Linked DNA regions of Homo sapiens: region 1 is linked to region 2. A link is an interaction called in ENCODE POLR2A ChIA-PET data of the cell type or tissue named here. Cell type or tissue: OCI-LY7. All regions are shown on one strand. Each heading gives the region's core, and the rest is flanking DNA. Links, peaks and the distances in the headings are about the cores only. Region 1 holds the start of SMCO2 (single-pass membrane protein with coiled-coil domains 2). Region 2 overlaps PPFIBP1 (PPFIB scaffold protein 1).

Region 1 (9,040 bases), core at 563-8,562, 230 kb before region 2:
GAGACTCAAATAAATAAAATCAGAAATGAAAAATGGGACATAGAAACTGAGACCTCAGAAATACAAAGAATCATTAGAGACTAGTATGAACAACTGTATGCCAACAAATTGGAAACCTAGAAGAAACAGACAAACTCCAGAACACACAGAGCCTACCAAGATTGAACCATGAAGAAATAGAAAACCTCAACAAACCAATAATCCAAGCCATAATAAAATGTCTCTTATCAAAGAAAAGCCTAGGAGTTGATGACTTCACTGCTGAATTCTACCAACCATTGATTTATTTATTTTTTGAGATAGGGTCTCACTTTGTCAGCCAGTCACTTTGTCAGGTCTCACTTTGTCAGTACAGTGGATGGTTCACTGCAGCCTCAGCCTCCTGGGCTCAAGTGATCTTTCTGCCTTGGCTACCTGAATAGCTGCAACTACAGGCATGCGCCACAACACCCAGCCAATTTTTGGATTTTTTTGTAGAGACAAGGTCTCACTATGTTGCCCAGGATGATCTTGAACTCTTGAGCTTAAGTGATCCTCCCACCCTGGCCTCCCAAAATGCTGGGATTACAGGCATGAGCCACAGTGCCTGGCCTCTATCAAACATTTAAAGAACTAATACCAATACCAACCCTACTCAAATTATTCTAGAAAATTGAAGAGGACATTCTTCCAAATTCATTCCATGAGGCCAGCATTACTCTGATACCAACACCAGAGAAGAAAATACCACAAAAGAAGAAAACTACAGGTCATATTTCTGATGGACATAGATGCAAAAATCCTCAACAAAATACTAGCAAACTGAATTCAGCAATACATTAAAAAGATCATTCACCATGATCAAGTGGGATTCATCCCAGGGATGCAAGGATGTTTCAACATATGCAAATCAATACCTGTGATATATCACATTAATGGAATTAAGAATAAAAACCATATGATTATTTCAATAGATGCCAAAAAACATTTTTATAAAATTCAACATCCCCTTATGATAAAAAGGCTCCTCAAAAATGGGTATAGAAGGAACATACCTCAAAATAATAAAGCCCATCTATGACAAACCCATGGCTAACATCATAGTGAATAGGGAAAAATGGAAGGCCTTTCCTCTAAAGACTGGAACCACACAAGGATGTCCACTTTCAACACTGTTATTCAACGTAATATTGGAAAGTCCTGGCCAGAGTAATTTGGCAAAAGAAAGAAACAAAAGGCATCTAAACTGGAAAGGAAGAAGTCAAATGAGCCTTGTTTGCACATGACAAATCTTATACCTAGAGAAACCTAAAGACTCCACCACAAAACTGTTAGAACTGATAAATTCAATAAAGGTGCAGGACACAAAATCAACATACAAAAATCAATAGTATTTATATATGCCACCAGTGAACAATTTGTAAAAAATCAAGACACCTAGGAATCAATCTAACCAAAGAAGTGAAAGATCTATACAAGGAAAACAATAAAATTCTGATGAAAGACATTGAACAGGACACAATAAAATTGAAAGATACTCCATGCTCATGGATTGAAATAATTAATATTGTTAAAATTACAATACTACCCAAATTAATTTACAGATTCAATGCAATCCCTATCAAAATACCAGTGACATTCTTCACAGAAAGAGAGAAAACAATCCTAAAATTTATATGGAACCATGAAATACTTCAAATAGCCAAAGCAATCCTGAACAAAAAGAATAAAGCTGGAGGCATCACGCTACCTAACTTCAAAATTTACCACAAAGCTATAGTAACCAAAGCAGCATGATTTTATGCCAGTATGCCAGCATATTGGCATAAAAACAGACACACATAGACCAATGGAACAGAATAGAGAACCCAGATATAAATCCACGCATTTACAACCAACTCATCTTTGACGAAGGCATCAAGAACATACAATAGGGAAAGGACAGTCTTTCCAATAAATGGTGCTGGGGAAACTGGATAACTATATGCAGAAGAATGAAACTAGACCCTTATCTCTCAACATATACAAAAATCAAATCAAAATGGATTATTGACTTGAATCTAAGACCTGAAACTGTGAAACTACTAGAAGAAAACACAGGGCAAATACTCAAGGGCATTGGTCTGGGCAAAGATTTCTTGTGTAAGACCTCAAAAGTATAGGCCATCAAAGCAAAAATAGACAATTGGGATTACATCCAGCTAAAGAGCTCCTGCACAGCAAAGGAAACAACTAACAAAGTGAATAGACAACCCACAAAATGAGAGAAAATATTTGTAAACATCACTAAATCATCAGAGAAATGCAAATAAAAAACACAATGTGATCGTATCTGTCACCTCAGTTAAAATAGCTTGTATCAAAAGGACAGGCAGTAACAGAGGCCTACAAGGACGTGGAGAAAGGGGAACCCTCATCCACTATTGCTGGGAGTATAAGTTAGTACCACCACTATGAAGAATAGTATGGAGGCTGCTCAACACACTAAAGATAGAACTACCATATGATCCAGCAATGCCACTCCTGGGTATATATGTGAAAGAAAGGAAATCAATATATCAAAGAGATAGCTGCACGCCCGTGTTTATTGCAGCACTATTCACAATAGCCAAAATATGAAATGAATCTAAGTGCCCATCAATGGATGAATGGATAAAGAAAATGTGATATATATATACACAGTGGAGTATTATTAAGCTATAAAAAAAGAATGAAATCCTGCCCTTTGCAGCAACATGGATAGAAATGGAGGCCATTATGCTGTGTGAAATAAGCCAAGCACAGAGAGACAAATATCGTATGTTCTCACTCATATGTGGGAGCTAAAAAAAGTGAATCTCGTGAAGATAGACAGTAGATTGGTGGTTACCAGAGGCAGCGAAGGGGAGGGGAATAAAGGCAAAACAAAGAATATCAATGTATTTATTGCTACTGAACTGCATTTAAAAATGGTAAATATGGTAAATTATACATGTATAGTGTACCTCAATAAAATTTTTAAAAATACAGGAACCCAGTTTAATTTGAATTTCAGATAAACCATGAATTTTTTTTAGAATAAGTATATTCCATGCACTATTTGGCATATAATTATATTAAACATGTTTTTACTGTTTACTTGAAATTCAAATTTAACTGGGTGTTCTATATTTTATCTGACAACCCTATTAAGAGTTTTGAATTTCAATAATTCATATCACAGCCTTAGTTTAGGATTCTAAAATATGAAACAAAAGCCACAATTTCAAAACTGAAAACTTGCAACGTAAACTATATAAGCTCAATTTGTTACAGCTGCAATTCACTCAGACCCACATGTCCCAAGATAAGACCACAGACAAACCATTTTAACAGTTAACTCCACAGGGACCCATGTGTCCCAGCAAGACCACTTACCTTTCCACAAGTGTCTTAGCTCAGGCTGCCATCACGAAATACCACAGAGTGGGTGGCTTAAACAACAGAAATTTATTTTCTCACAGTTCTGGAGAATAGAAGTCCAAGATCAAGTGCTAGCATGGTCTGTTTCTGGTGAGGGCTCTCTTTCTGGCTTGTAGAAGGTGGCCTTCTTTTTTTCTTTTTCTTTTTCTTTCTCTCTCTCTCTTTTTTTTTTAAGACAGAGTCTTGCTCTGTCGCCCAGTCTGGAGTGCAATGGCGTGATCTCAGCTCACTGTAACCTCTGCCTCACAGGTTCAAATGATTCTCCTGCCTCAGCCTCCCAAGTAGCTGGGATTATAGGCACCCACCAACACGCCCAGCTACTTTTTGTATTTTTAGTAGAGATGGGGTTTCACCATGTTGGCCAGGCTGGTCTTGAACTCCTGACCTCGTAATCCACCCACCTCAGCCTCCCAAAGTGCTAGGATTACAGGCATGAGCCACTGCACCTGGCCAATGGTGGCCTTCTTAATGTGTCCTCACATGGTGGGAGTTGGGAAGCAGGGATTGGGAACAGAGGGAGCAGGAGGGGAAGGGGAGAGAGAGATGGAGGAGGGAGAGAGAAAGCTCTCTGGTGCCTCTTCTTATAAGGGCACTAATCTCATTTATGAGGGCCCCACCCTCATAACCTCATCTAACCTTAATTATCTCCCAAAGGCCTGATCTCCAAATACCATCACATTGGGGCGTAGGTCTTCAACATATGAATTTGGAGGGAAAAACAATTCAGTCAATAACACAGAAACTTACCTAGTTTATAAATTGGATCAATCCCTGACAAAACGTCACTGATCAACTTCCACTCTGAAAATACTCCATGACTAACCAGCATCCTAACCTCCCCACTTTGAGACACTATGGGACTCTATCAAGATGATGTTGATCCTCGAGTTTAATAAGAGCCAATGTGGGTTCTGTGACATCATCATCTCTCTGCTTCTGATTGGTCAAGTATCCTCTCTCTCTCCCCACTTTTCTCCCTCTAATCCAGTGGTTCTCAAACATTAGCTGTACCTGAGGCCCTTGGGGAGCTTCTTAAACCTCAGGCTGCTGGGCCCACTCCCGGAGTTCCTGATTCAGTAAGTCTGGGAGGGGGCCTGGGAATTTGCATTTCTAACAAGTTCCCTGATGCTTTTGCTGATGCTGGTCCAGGGACCATGCTTTAAGAACTTCTGCCTTAGAGATCCTCTTGAATTGTCTGGGGTCGGGGTTAGGGACGGTGGCTGAGCATTGGCATTTTATAAAGTTCCCCACGTGATTCTGACATGGAGACAGCATTGAAAACACTGTTCTAATGCAGTTTCCACACTGTAGTCAGTGTGCTTTTTGGAAAGCACAGATCCGATAAAGGAACTCATCAGCTTAAAACAGTGAATGGCATCTCACTGCCCTCAGTAATAGACACAGCCCCTTAACAAGGCTTATGGGGCCCTGTATGATGGGTTTCCATTTACTTCACTTTCACCTCCAGCCCCTTCTTGAGCTACCTCACCACCTCATGCCCCACAGTCCAGGATTACTGGGGAAACCACAGTTCCCTGAAGATGATCTTGATCCTTTTCTCCATAAGGCTTTGCCCATTCTGCATCTTTACTGGGGAAGCTGTCACCACCGACACACCTCTCTACCTGGCTAACCCTTTCTTGCTCTTCAGAGCCTTACTACTAACAGGGTGATCCATGGACCAGCTGCAACAGCCTCTTCGGGAGCTTGTTAGAAAGGCAGAATCGGCCAGGTGCGGTGGCTCACACCTGTAATCCCAGCACCTTGGGAGGCCAAGGTGGGAGGATCGCTTCAGCCCAGGAGCCTGAGACCAGCCTGGCAACACAGCAAAACCTTGTCTCTATAAAAAATACAAAAACTTAGCTGGGCATGGTGATCCGCATCTGTAGTCCCAACTACTCGGGAGGCTAAGGTGGGAGGAGGTCAAGGCTGCAGTGAGTGGTGATCGCAGGCTGGGAGACAGAGCAAGACTCTGTCTCAAAAAAAAAAAAAAAAAGCAGAACTTTAGGCCTCACTCCAGACCTCCTGAATCAGAACCTACATTTTAACAAGATCCTAGAATGATTCACATTTACAGTAAAATTTGAGAAACTGTTTTCGGGCTTCTGTAGATGTACTTTCTCTGGACTTACGCGTCTGAGCCCCAGAAACTCAGCCGAGTGCCTCTCCTATGTGCTGCCACCGCAACCTTCCCTAGCACTTAACACATTGCACCTGACCAGAGCCAAGTGGCCTGCAAGCTCCGCAGGGACAGGAACTGTATCTTTACGCATGCTTGCATTCTCCACTCCAGCACAGTACCTGACACATAGCAGATGCTCAAAAATAGTTATCAATTAAATACATGTTTTTAGAAACAAGTAGAGAAAGTATTAGCTTTCCGGTTAGAAAATTTTGGACTTAAGTTCTTGATTTACCACTTACTAGCTGTAGGACCTTGAACAAGTCACCCTCCTCCCAGAAGTTGTTACTCATTGTTAAATTGAGAATATTATCAAGTACCCTACAGAGGTGTTGTCAGGATTAGTGACATAATAGATGTAAACCCAGAATGCTATGTCTGCCAGGTCAGAATTGCACGATAAAGAAGAGTGCCCTCCGCCTTAGTTCTCCCAAGCGGCAAGTCTTTACTGAGTTTAGTAGAATACTACTTGTTGAAATAGAAAGGGTGGCCACACTTGAACTTAATGCCATTTTTCTTTCTATTTTCCCCCAACTGCATAAAAGCAAAACCAAATAAACAAACCTGAGAATTGAACTGGAATCAATGCTTTTCTCGGCATTGTGTCAGAAGAACAAAACTTAAACTGGGGCCAGCAGACCCTTAAGCTCCTTAAGCCAGGCTCTGGGACCCTTGGGATTAAATTTTTAAAATCCTCTCTCCAGTTCTAAACAAAAGTAAACAAGGGAACCTTTTATAATGTGGTTCAAGGTGAGGCAGTAAACAAATGACCTTTAAGCAGAATAATCAGCTTAATATGTACTAGCTGGAGGTTAACATTTGCATTGAGAAAGGTCTTATGGTCTTATTGATAATTCACTCGGAGGTCACTCTAACATCCTCTACCCTCATTCTCCAACCACATGATTCTCTAAACCCCTCAATCTCCCGCTCCCACACATAGTCTACCAGTTGACCAAATAATGAGAGAAGAATGGAATTGTCAAACCAGAATCAAAGGGGTAAAAGACAGAAGGACTTTGAAAGAGGAGAAAGAGAAGGCAAGCGGTGGGAAACTGTCCATCCACTGCAGACTCAAGTGTATGTTGGCTCAAAAAGTTGAGGACTAAGGCCAGCCTAGGTCTCAGCCACCCTGCAGGCTTTGTGTGGGTCTGAAAACTTGACCTGATTATATGCTCCTAAGTGTTCTAGACTGGCTAAACCAAGACTGTTGAATTATAAATCATGCCACCCCTGCACCCGCTTCCGTGATCACAAAAAAAACATAATGCTAGCGTTATTAGATAAGCCGCAAAGGTCATCAAGGTGTTTCTTTGAACTGCCACACCCAAACGAAATACTTGCTCTGATCTTTGCATAAACAACATTTGGATGAACAAACATTTCATACTTTCGTTATGTTTATCTTTGTAAGGGACAAAATCTGTCACCTGCTGCATACTTCTGAAAAAATTATAGGAACAAGTTGACATACTTTCTCAATTATACAGAATTCTCTGCAAAAATGAAATTATTAAAATTAATTGTGAGAAACACAGGAAACTGCTTATGGAGGGATCACAGTAAGAGACTGACAGAAGGGAGTAATGAGGCTTCTCCTCCATTTCCTTCTTGGAAACTTTTTCTGCACAGAGAAAATGTGGTTGAAAACCTATTGTGCCTTGGATTGAGTTAAAGGTCACACCCAAGGATTTATACAGATTTAGTTCTCATCTGGTCCCTTGAAGGGGGGAAAAGTTAAAATATCCAATACAAATCCATTGAGTGATGCACTGATAACACCAATTATGTCCCACTCCCCTCTTGGTACATTGGACTTCTATTTCTCTGGCTGGGTATTTCCATTGTCCTATAATACAATGACAGGCTCTTACAAGGCCAGTTTTCCCCCATTAGAGAACCAAAAGGAGGGGCTGAGCCCATTTCTTGGGCTTTAATGCCTGGCTACGTGGGTCCGAATCTCTAGCTAAGCCCTTCCTGTAGGACTGTTGAAAGACTCGAGCAGGCAGCCCTGCCTTTGCTGCCTCCCTTCATTCGTTCTCACCTCCATCCATTCATCGGCCAGTTTTAGCTCATGACCCCTACTCCAATCATAATTGTCTCCTCTTAAGTCAATCTTATCAAATGCTGTGCGGAATGGATTCTGTGGGCCACATTCAGGAACACAGAGTTCTTCCCAGCTCAGCTCTGCTCCTCTCAGGGTAGAGGTCTGTGGAGCCTCTGGCTGCCTGTCCTGTTCTGAGGGTCACACCTGGTCACCAAAACATATTCTCCTCAAGGCTGTTGACCTTCCTTTCTTGATTCAGGCCTTGCAATCCCTACCTTGGGAAGGAGGCAGGCACCCTATTTCTCTGGCCCTCCTCCCTCCCTGCCCCCACCCCCCACCAACTAGGCTGGGCTGCCTGACAAGCACCATGTGACCTCGCCTGTTTCTTCTGATGCCCAGTTTCCACTGGACCTCTGTGTCCTCATTACAAATGAATTTTATCAACTAGCTGAGGCTTCTTCTCACCTAGTTTGTTAAAATCCAACACTAGTAAGGCTAGGACCATTCCTTCAGTGCAAACAGTGTGCTGAAGATGAGTGTAAGTTAACATTGATTTTACCCTCAGCGGCTCCTGGGAAGCCATACTTCAGGACTGGTAAATCAGCACGAGGAGGATCACAACCCAAAGTGCTCACAGAGGGAGCAGTGCTGCCAATCTTTATCTAAACCAGGAACAGAGAATAGATGTTGAAAAGAATGCTCACTGGTGAAGGACTGTTCCTAGATTTTTTCTAAGTATTCTTATAGCTATTTAGAAATTGACTTTCAAGAATATTTGCCTGTCTCATAAAATTAAATAACAATTCTATATTAAGGTAAAATGGGCTAAATCTTTTTAGGTGGTGTTTTCTTGGTCTTTTTGTATGATTGGCTTCATACAGTGAGTACTGCAAAGTTATGTCCATGAACGAGGCTATCCTCACAGGGAAAGAGTTGCTGCCCTAAATAATTTCTTGGGAGGAGTGAAAGAGAAATTTTAGAAGCTTTAGGAGACACTGATTTATTCCAAAGAATTCTAGATTTTGATAAACTTTACAAATTGCCAAGCCGAGGCTCTCATTCATCTTTTCTCATGTAAATAATAGAAAGATACAAATATATCTGTCATTTATTTTACTACTACAGATAGTTATTATTTACTATTTGTTCTCTGTCCAAAATTTCAGATTACAGTTAATTCTCATTATACCTGGTAGTTCTGTTCTGTAGAGTCTCTGTGAACACTGAATTAGCAAATGCAAAACTGTTGCTCCCAGGGGAAGTACAGGGTTAGGCTCTTTCAAGCCTCTAGTCACATTTTTTTTTCTAACATTATCTTTTGGAGGCTCAGCCTGACATTGTGGGGAGAGGGGGACCCTGGGCTGGATAGCACTCCCCATTGGGGTTATAAC
Region 2 (9,040 bases), core at 244-8,243:
TTCATTATTGCCAGCAACTGTAAGCATGGAAACTTCTGAAAAATCAAAGTTGACTCCTAAGCCAGAGACTTCATTTGAAGAAAAGTATGTCATTTATTAACAGTGCAATATAAATGTTCAAAAAAGTAGATCAGCCAAAGACAAGGATGTATTGCATTTATTTACAGACACAATTTTTACCTAGAGAAGCAAGAAACTGCAAGATGTCCACTGGGGGATCTGTAATCAGTTCTGTATTATGGAAATAAAAGGTGTGAAGCAGGAAATAATAAGAGATCAGGCTGGGGAGGTAGGGTTGTCAGGTTAGAAAGAGATTTTAAGGAACTTGGCCAAGTGTGGTGGCTCACGCCTGTAATCTCAGCACTTTGGAAGGCCAAGGTGGGCAGATCACTTGAGGCCAGGAGTTTGAGACCAGCCTGGCCAACATGGCGAAATCCCGTCTTTACTGAAAATACAAAAATTAGCTGAGTATGGTGGCACACGCCTGTAATCCCAGCTACTCAGAGGCTGAGGCACAGGAATCACATAAGCCCAGGAAGCGGAGGCTGAAGTGAGCCGAGATCACATCACTCTACTCCAGCCTGGGTGACAGAGCGAGACTCTGTCTCAAAAAGAAAAAAAAAAAAGTTTAGGGAACTTGGATTTTTATATCCGAGGTCATAGGTAACTGTCAAAGGATTGTAAACTAAATAGTCACAGTCACGGGCTGTAAGTGTGTTTGAAGGATGGGTCTGAAGGGGACAGGAAAAGGATACAGTAGTTTGTCTCTAAGAAAATAGAATGTTTTGCCAACATATTCCCAGATTGTCTAGTCTTATTTTAGGCCAAATAAAATAGGACATTTAAAAAAATAGAAATAGCTTCCTTTGCATAATTTTTTGTTTTTGACTTATCTGTTCACTTAGAACATATATGGTCTTTTATTCGTGAAGTTAATAAATACCTTTTGTTCTTTACATTTTAGTGATGGAAACATAATCCTTGGTGCCACTGTTGATACCCAACTGTGTGATAAACTTTTGTAAGTTACATTTTATTGAATGTGAAAAATGTGATTGAGGCTAGAGAAAGAGAGTTCTGTTATACTAACAATTACTAATATTAACAGCAAATGACCGAGGCTGTTAAATTACTGAATAAATCAATGTAGCTATAATAATTGGGTGGGGGTGAAGGTGGGGAGCTGTAAGTTTACAAAGAAATAATTTCTGATTTGCTATTATCTCATGCCAGGGTTTTGCAGATCTCATGCCGGGGTTTTGCAGGTCTCTAGCCTTGCTTCATCAGTTTTCATTTGAAGTTCAATGCTTTTAATTCATTTTTGCACTGACATATTTTGAGTCCAGTGGGAAGGCATCACAGGGAATGATGTGATGCTTGGAAAGCTGAGATGGGTTTTTTTGCACTTTCAGTTTTATGAACTGACCTAATATCTGTGTTTATCCAAGTTAAAGTCTGGATTAAATTAGGAAAGTCTATTTTCAGAGCAGTACTCAAAAATGAGATCTTTTCTTTCTCACTATTATCTTTTACTTTATTTGGTAGTTGATACTTCTGGCAATACACCTAAATACAGAAGAAATGCCTTTTGAAAGTTTGTAAATGTGCATATTTATATTATTCTGTTTCGTAGAGGCAAATACATTACTTCTCTGTCACTCTCTCTAAACTGGTCACATATCTCTACCTTCAAGTTTTTAGTAACACCAGCTCTATATAATTGAATATTAATTATGTGAAAGAGAAAGTCTCTGGATGTTTATAGTGTCTCTTTGCCTTCACTAGGATAGCAAATGAATTATTATGGGCAGCATTAGGGATTCCTCTACTATGCTTTAATTAGAACTATAAAATGAATTGCTTTGCCAGACTCAGAAATGTGATTCCCTTGTGAATTGAAAAGTGAAACTTCCATTCTTTATTTTAATTAGAAGGATTAGATATAAATAGTACGTGAGTATTTTTAAAGTTCCTAGTACATGCAGAGGATGCAGCACTAGTCCATGGAAAACACTGCTTTATTTTCGAATATTGACATCACAAGGCTAGTCCTAAGTGCTTTTCCAGCTCTTCTAACATGTGCAGAACAGTTAGAATTATTGGCAGGACAGTTAATCACCCCTGCTTTTAAAAGAACTAAATGTTGTCATTTAGTGAAGCACATAAGTGACTGCCTGATTCCAGATTTTCTTTTATTGCCAGGATTCAACCCACACGCAATTTTAGTTTCTTTCCAAGATGTTTTACTTAGAAACAGTGGCACTGGAGCCACTTATTATTAATTGTTATTACTGTTATTTTTAGAACTTCAAGTCTGCAGAAGTCCAGCAGCCTGGGCAATCTGAAGAAAGAGACATCTGATGGGGTGGGTTCTGTGTTTTTTGTTTTTTTTTGTCTGTTATCCTGAGAAAAAACTATTTAGGGATCTTCATCTTTTCCCTTTTTGCAAATAAAACTCTTATGAAGAGCTTGTGGTTTTTAGTGGAAAATTATTAGATGTTAGGTTTAACAGTAAATATTAAGAAGTATGAATATGAAGGATTGAAAATAGTATGTAAAACCAAAAATGGAGACTTTAATAAAACATTTTGGAAAATAAACAATACTAAGATTTTGTAGCTTAGAAGTAGATATAAAATTATTTTAACTTATGGAGTTGTATGTGACAAATTCAGAATTATACAAAGGATTTCCCTAACAACCTTAAATATTGTTATTGCTTTGAACAGGAAAAGGAAACTATTCAGAAGACTTCAGAGGTAACTTTTTGTCCAAATTACAATGCAAAAATATTTCTACTTCCATTACATGTAAATTGCTTAAATGTCTCCAGTAGATAAAAACTTTCAGAACCTCTAGAACATTATGCTAAATGAAGCCAGACACAAAGTTCACATATTATATGATTCCGTTTATGTGAAACATCCAGAACAGATAAATCTATAGAAATAGAATGCAGATCGGTGGTTACCAGTGGTAAGAGGTGGGAAAAATGGGGAGAAGCTGTTTAAGGGTAAGGGGTTTTGCTTTCGAATGATGGAAATGTTTTGGAAGCAGGTAGAGGTGGTGGTTGCACAACATCGTAACATACTAAATGCCACTGAATTGTGCACTTTAAAATTGTTAATTTTGTTATGAATTTCACTTCAGTAAGTTATTAAAAAACAAAACCATAGTCTCTCAGTCATGCTACTTAATGTTCCTAATGACCATAACTGAGCTTCCTTAGACCTCCCCAAAAGCCCTTCTTAGATTACCATTAGATTATACACCCGGTGCCCATCTAAAGCAAACATTTTGGTATGTTTAAAGATGTCGTCAACATGTGCTCAATTCTTCTTTCCCCTGATTTTTTTTTTTTTTTTTTTTTGAAATGGTATCACTTTGTCGTCCAGGCTGGAGTGCAGTGGTGCAATTATAACTCACTGTAGCCTCGATTTCCTGGGCTCAGGTGATTTTCCCACTTCAGCCTTTCAAGTAGCTGGGATTACAGGCGTGCACCACCATACTCGGCTGTTTTTTTTTTTCGTTTGTTTTTTTTTTTATTTTTTATTTTTTAAGTACAGATGAGATCTTGTCATGTTGCCTAGGCTGATCTTGAACTCCTGAGCTCAAGTAATCCTCCCACCTCTGCCTTTCAAAGTACTGGGATTACAGGCATGAGCCACTGTGCCTGTTCTGTCCTCTGATTTTCTGTCATTAACCTTGTGAAGATTACAGCCTGATAGGCTACCTCCAGATCCAGTCTCTTGACTGTTGGCTCTTAGTGCCTGAGTCATATGTGGATAGAATTGACAAAGCAGCCAGTGGTGACAGCTATAATTAAAATCCTTGTTGTCTTTTCAGTTCAATAAATGGTTAAATGATTTTGACGTCATTGTTGAGCCATGGATGATAATATCACTAAATTGTGCCATCTGTAAACTTTTGGTTTCTATGAGCTGTAGATATATAGAGTAAAATAACCACCTAAAATACCTATATCCCCTCACCCTTTTCTCTGCTTCTGTAAAAAAAGAAGCAGAGGGCAAGAATTATTTCTACTTCTGCAAAAAAAAGAAGCAGAGGGAAAGAATAGAGAAATGAAAACAAGAAGACAAAAGTATCTTTGTATAAAGGACACCCACTTCAATAAATGGTGCTGGGAAAATTAGATATCCATATGTAGAAGAATGAAATTGGACTTCACCTGTCACCAAATCAACAAAAATCAACTCAAGATGGATTAAGAACTTACATATAAGACCAGAAACTATAAAACTGCTAGATGAAAACATAGGGGAAACACTTCATGACATTGATCTAGGCAAAGCATCTTTGTATAAATACTAAAATAATATACTGTGTTACAGCTGGCTCTAATTGCCCATTCAAAGAACCAAAAAGCTCAAAATAAAGTTGCTCACTGTGCCTTCATTTTCTTATTCTTTGAGGAGAATATTTAAAATAACTGGAATAGAATCTCCTTATACTGCTGGTATAGAAGTTTGAACTAATGCCTGCTTTGTAGAATAATTAATATTATATTAGGCTTCTATTGACAAAGTTATAATATAAGAATATGAACTGTATTATAGCTAAATCCGTGACATAATTGTTAGAAAAGTCAGAAATCTGCTGCTATTATTCTGGTTATGTAATGTCTCCATGTCTTTTGAGGAATGAGGCAAACAAAATTTAAGAATTTTTGTATCCTAAATATTTAAAGCCCTAGACATATCGATTCTAGATTAGTGATGAACATGTTTTCCTTGTTGCTTTTGTTGTTGTTTCTTAAGTAGCTTTCAGAATTGATTTTTTTTCAACTTCTGATAAGGCATTTGACATTGGTGATCAATGTATTAGTTCAGTTATTCTTTTGAATAAACTCATGGATGTGGCGTGAGTGAGTATTTGCTGTTAGCCTGGCATGTGCTGAGGATGCTGCACCTGAGAGCTGTTTCACTATTCTTATTTGCCTCTCAGGACAGAGCTCCGGCAGAAAGCAGGCCATTTGGGACCCTTCCTCCCAGGCCCCCAGGGCAGGACACCTCCATGGATGACAACCCCTTCGGCACTCGAAAAGTCAGATCTTCCTTTGGCCGGGGCTTTTTTAAAATCAAAAGTAACAAGAGAACAGCAAGTGCACCAAACTTAGGTACGTATGACCAAAATGCCTTTGCCCTAATTCTTCCACAAGGAGGAAAAGAGCAGTGTCTTCCCTTCCCTTACTCTTTCATTCATTGATTCATTTCTCTTTCTCAGAAACGAAGGTGAATGACTTAGGGGAATTTAGCAAAAAATGCCTCCGTGGATTTAATTTAGTGTTGTGAAGATATATAGACTCTCACCCTGCTCTCTCCTGTGGTATAAACTTAGCGGAAAGACCTAAAATCATGATTCCCTTTGACTTCATCATGGAGTTTCCCATCTGTTGTGATAGTGGATAAATTAACATTGACGTTGAGCCTGTGTGTAACATCAGAAGCACTGTGTGCCGCATGCCTCTCCTCCACGGTGTGTATTTGGCGAGGAGGAGTCTGATCTGCATTTCATTTTGTCATCTCTGTGTTCTCTCCATTGGGCTGCGTGTGATTGTGTGCGTTGTTGGGATATCTGAAGATCGTAAACGAAGTGCCAGTGCACCCACCCTAGGTATTGTACCCCTGCATGCCAGCCTTCACCAGCACTGTGCTCCAAACCAATCTAATCCCTGCTCTTGGCATCTGTGATCTCTAGAAAGCGATCTGACAGCAATCAGAAAATGTAGTTCTCTATTCCGGAGTGTTCTTTCCACCTTCTGCTAAAAAGGACTCTGTAGAGGCTTTGCTTCCAAGCCTAAATGCTGTTTTAACCAATACTAGTAACACTCACTGTGTGAATAGCTTTGAGAGGACCTAGACGTGTGCAGCATCCCTCAGAGTGCAGGGCAGGAATGTCCTGGCATTGTACATTGCAGCTCTTTCAGCCTTGAAGTGCATATTACCACACACTAACTCCCAGGTCCTTGCAGTCCGTTCTCCATGCTTACATTTCCCCCAGCCTCCAAAAAGAAATTTTTTTGGCCATATAGGGAGGTTTATAGAAGACATTGAATATTATAGTTTTAGGCTTACTTCTCTTAGGGGAACATTCTTCTGACGTTTTATTACTTTGAAGATGGAGATAATATTTAGTGATGACAGAAGCAACTTTACTTGATATCTGAGGCGTTACCCCCCAAAGTGATTTTAGAAGAGGGGCAGCTCAGTTTTCCTCTTTGTAAGGCAGGGGACAAATGGGGAAAAAAGTTCTCAAAATAAAAAAGAGAAATATGGTAGTTTTAAGATGAGGATAAGCTAGGCAGCATTTTCAGGGGCACCTGTAGCCATCGTGGTTGAAGGATTTGAATTGGGAAAGTTCCTTTGGGTTTTTCCAAAAGGTGCTGTTACCTTGTATAGATATCCACCTATCTATTCACATGGACCAGCAAACGGGACTTCTCTCTCTATCGATATAAATGTCTAGAATGAACACTGGATGCATAAAATAAACTGATCTGTTCAGACAACTATTTTCAAATAGTTTTTTTTTGCATCTTTCTTAGAAGAACTGTTTTGTTAATGCTAAGAGGTAAATGCTGCTTATTATAACCTATAATCACAGCTCTGCTTTGTAGAAAAATCAACTTTCTGCAACTCATAGATCTTGCTGAAACACTGTTCTTGTGATTTTAGTACAACTTTTACTTTCTTTTATAAAGTATAAAATCTCACACTGAAGACAACAGTAGCCCTTGTGTTTGCTAGTATGGGATTGTCCACTAAGGGACAGCTAAAAGAACTGAAATAGTTAATGCTTGGAGATCTGAGAGTGGCAACTGTGGATGTGATTCTTTTAAGGTAAAATCAACAGGCACTTACTTTATGTCAAAAGAAAAATTAGGCATATCCAGTTCATTCTTCTCTCAGTGCCTAGGATTTAATAGATTGGAATACATTTCAAAAATAAAGAATTGCTTGAACTGGGTAACTGATTTGATGTAAATGCCAAAGGAGAAGGAGTAAAAGGAAAATGACATAGAGTCTGAGCTAGAGTAACAGGGACAGTATTAATTAATATTAACCAAATATCAAATAAGAACATTTAAGAGACGAGGCCAGGCGTGGTGGCTCACGCCTGTAATCTCAGCACTTTGGGAGGCCGAGGTGGGTGGATCACGAGGTCAGGAGTTCAAGACCAGCCTGGCCAAGATGGTGAAACCCTGTCTCTACTAAAAATACAAAAATTAGCCAGGTGTGGTGGCGGGTGCCTGTAATCCCAGCTACCTGGGACACTGAGGCAGAGAATTGCTTGAACCCAGTAGGCGGAGGTTGCAGTAAGCCGAGATCATGTCACTGCACTCCAGCCTGGGAAACAGAGTGAGACTCTGTCTCAAAAAAAAAAAAAAAAAAAAAAAAACATTTAAGAGAGAAAAAGACTCTCGGGGAAATTGGATGAGTTTGTGAAGTCCCAGATGTCCCGACACACTGAATTGGGAATATCACAGGCATTTAGATACAGAGCCTAGAGAGAGAGATTAGGCCCAGAGATTCTGATCCTCTAGAGGGCATTTAGAATATAATCTTAAAGTGGCATGGGGGAAGAAAAAAAAGCAGGGGTGCTACAGCAAAGACACTATCAGATGACAGATGTAGGAGAGTGGTCATGTCAAGAAGCAAAAGGAGATGATTTTGAAGGATGTAGCAGGTAATCAACAGTACCACGTGCTATGGAAAGATTGGGAATAATTCCATTATGAATTGAAATCACTCAAGGAAAGAATGTGGCAATCCTATCACATTCTTTTAATCTCCAAAGGGCTTGTAATTTTATTAAGTTTACACACAGTAAACTATGGAGCAGAACGTATATGTGTGTTCCATTTCTAATATTTACAAGGTGCTCTTTGTAAGTCACTGATTATAGACCAACAGAAGAATTCTTAACAGTTCTAGAACCAAGAAGATTAACATCATGTTTATTCCATATTTTAAAATTCATTGTCTGCATTCTGCTCTTGGAGTAGCTGAAACAGAAAAAGAGACAGCAGAGCACCTAGATCTGGCTGGTGCTTCTTCTCGGCCAAAAGATTCACAGAGGAACAGTCCCTTCCAGATACCGCCTCCATCTCCAGATTCCAAAAAGAAATCCAGAGGTATCATGAAACTCTTTGGAAAGTAAGTAAAGCAGTAAACAAGTGGAATGGGCCCTGTCTTACATGTTGCTTAAAAGTGGCTGGACATGGGTATGGACTTTGTAAGGCCTTTGTATTCCTCTTATGGAAGGAAGTTTGGATTGTGATGTGGGATTTATTAACTCATTGGGTCTTAGTTAAAGTTTAAATTTAAATGTCTATGTTAACAACACAAAGAGGATTAGTTCCAGTAGGTGCACTAGTTAAAAATGTTCTGATTAACAAGTCTAAGGCCTCCTCAGGTCTAATACTGGCCATGTGTGTTGTCTTCTTTAGACTTAGGAGAAGTCAATCAACTACATTCAACCCAGATGACATGTCTGAGCCTGAATTCAAAAGAGGAGGGACAAGGGCAACCGCGGGGCCCCGATTAGGTTGGTCTCGAGACTTGGGACAGTCTAACAGGTAAGAAGAGCCAACTGATAGACTTTTGCATCTCTACCAAGCATCATAGCCTCATGAGTCCTGCAGTATTAGTACTGTCATTGGGTTAAACAAAGTCATTGCTTAATGCTGTGCCTAATGAAAGGGGCCATCATCTTTAGAGCCGTGCAATTTGTCAATGGTTGATGAACAAACAGAAGGTGAGGGCTGTGCGAACTAGGGGAGAGGCCAGAGCTAAAGTGTCAGCAGCATCTGTGTTAGAATGGCTCTCAGACTTAAATTTTACGTAGATGGTAATTACAAGTACTCTAAAGCATAACTTTGGAAAGATGGGATAGCATAGTGGTTAAGAGTATGTTCTAGAATCAGACCACTTGGATTTGCTTTCTGGCCTTACCACTTTCTACCAGCTGGGTGACCTTGAGCAACAGCTTCCACACCCTGTGCCTCAGTCTCCTCATC

What was found. ChIA-PET counts read pairs that join two places held together with the same protein. Peaks named below come from ENCODE experiments on the same cell type or tissue, not always from the same donor. Only the 100,000 strongest peaks of a DNase experiment are listed, where the experiment ranks them.
Region 1: POLR2A ChIA-PET joins it to region 2 with 19 read pairs; 2 of 35 experiments call an interaction of 5 or more read pairs at or near these places.

Annotation. Positions count from the first base shown.
Region 1 is chr12:27,442,330-27,451,369 of GRCh38, forward strand. SMCO2 (single-pass membrane protein with coiled-coil domains 2) reads left to right here and starts at 4,407. Exons shown (of 9, transcript NM_001395208.2): 1 at 4,407-4,496. It overlaps BMAL2-AS1 (BMAL2 antisense RNA 1), which reads right to left and starts at 4,305. Exons shown (of 4, transcript NR_109975.1): 1 at 4,168-4,305. In OCI-LY7, for the core only: no CTCF peak of the experiment used is centred there; no DNase peak of the experiment used is centred there.
Region 2 is chr12:27,671,463-27,680,502 of GRCh38, forward strand. It overlaps PPFIBP1 (PPFIB scaffold protein 1), which reads left to right. Exons shown (of 30, transcript NM_003622.4): 14 at 1-84; 15 at 965-1,021; 16 at 2,305-2,365; 17 at 2,730-2,759; 18 at 4,966-5,137; 19 at 5,602-5,634; 20 at 8,027-8,177; 21 at 8,471-8,599. Among named protein-coding and RNA genes, the nearest start is that of REP15, 20 kb to the right of the region's middle. In OCI-LY7, for the core only: no CTCF peak of the experiment used is centred there; no DNase peak of the experiment used is centred there.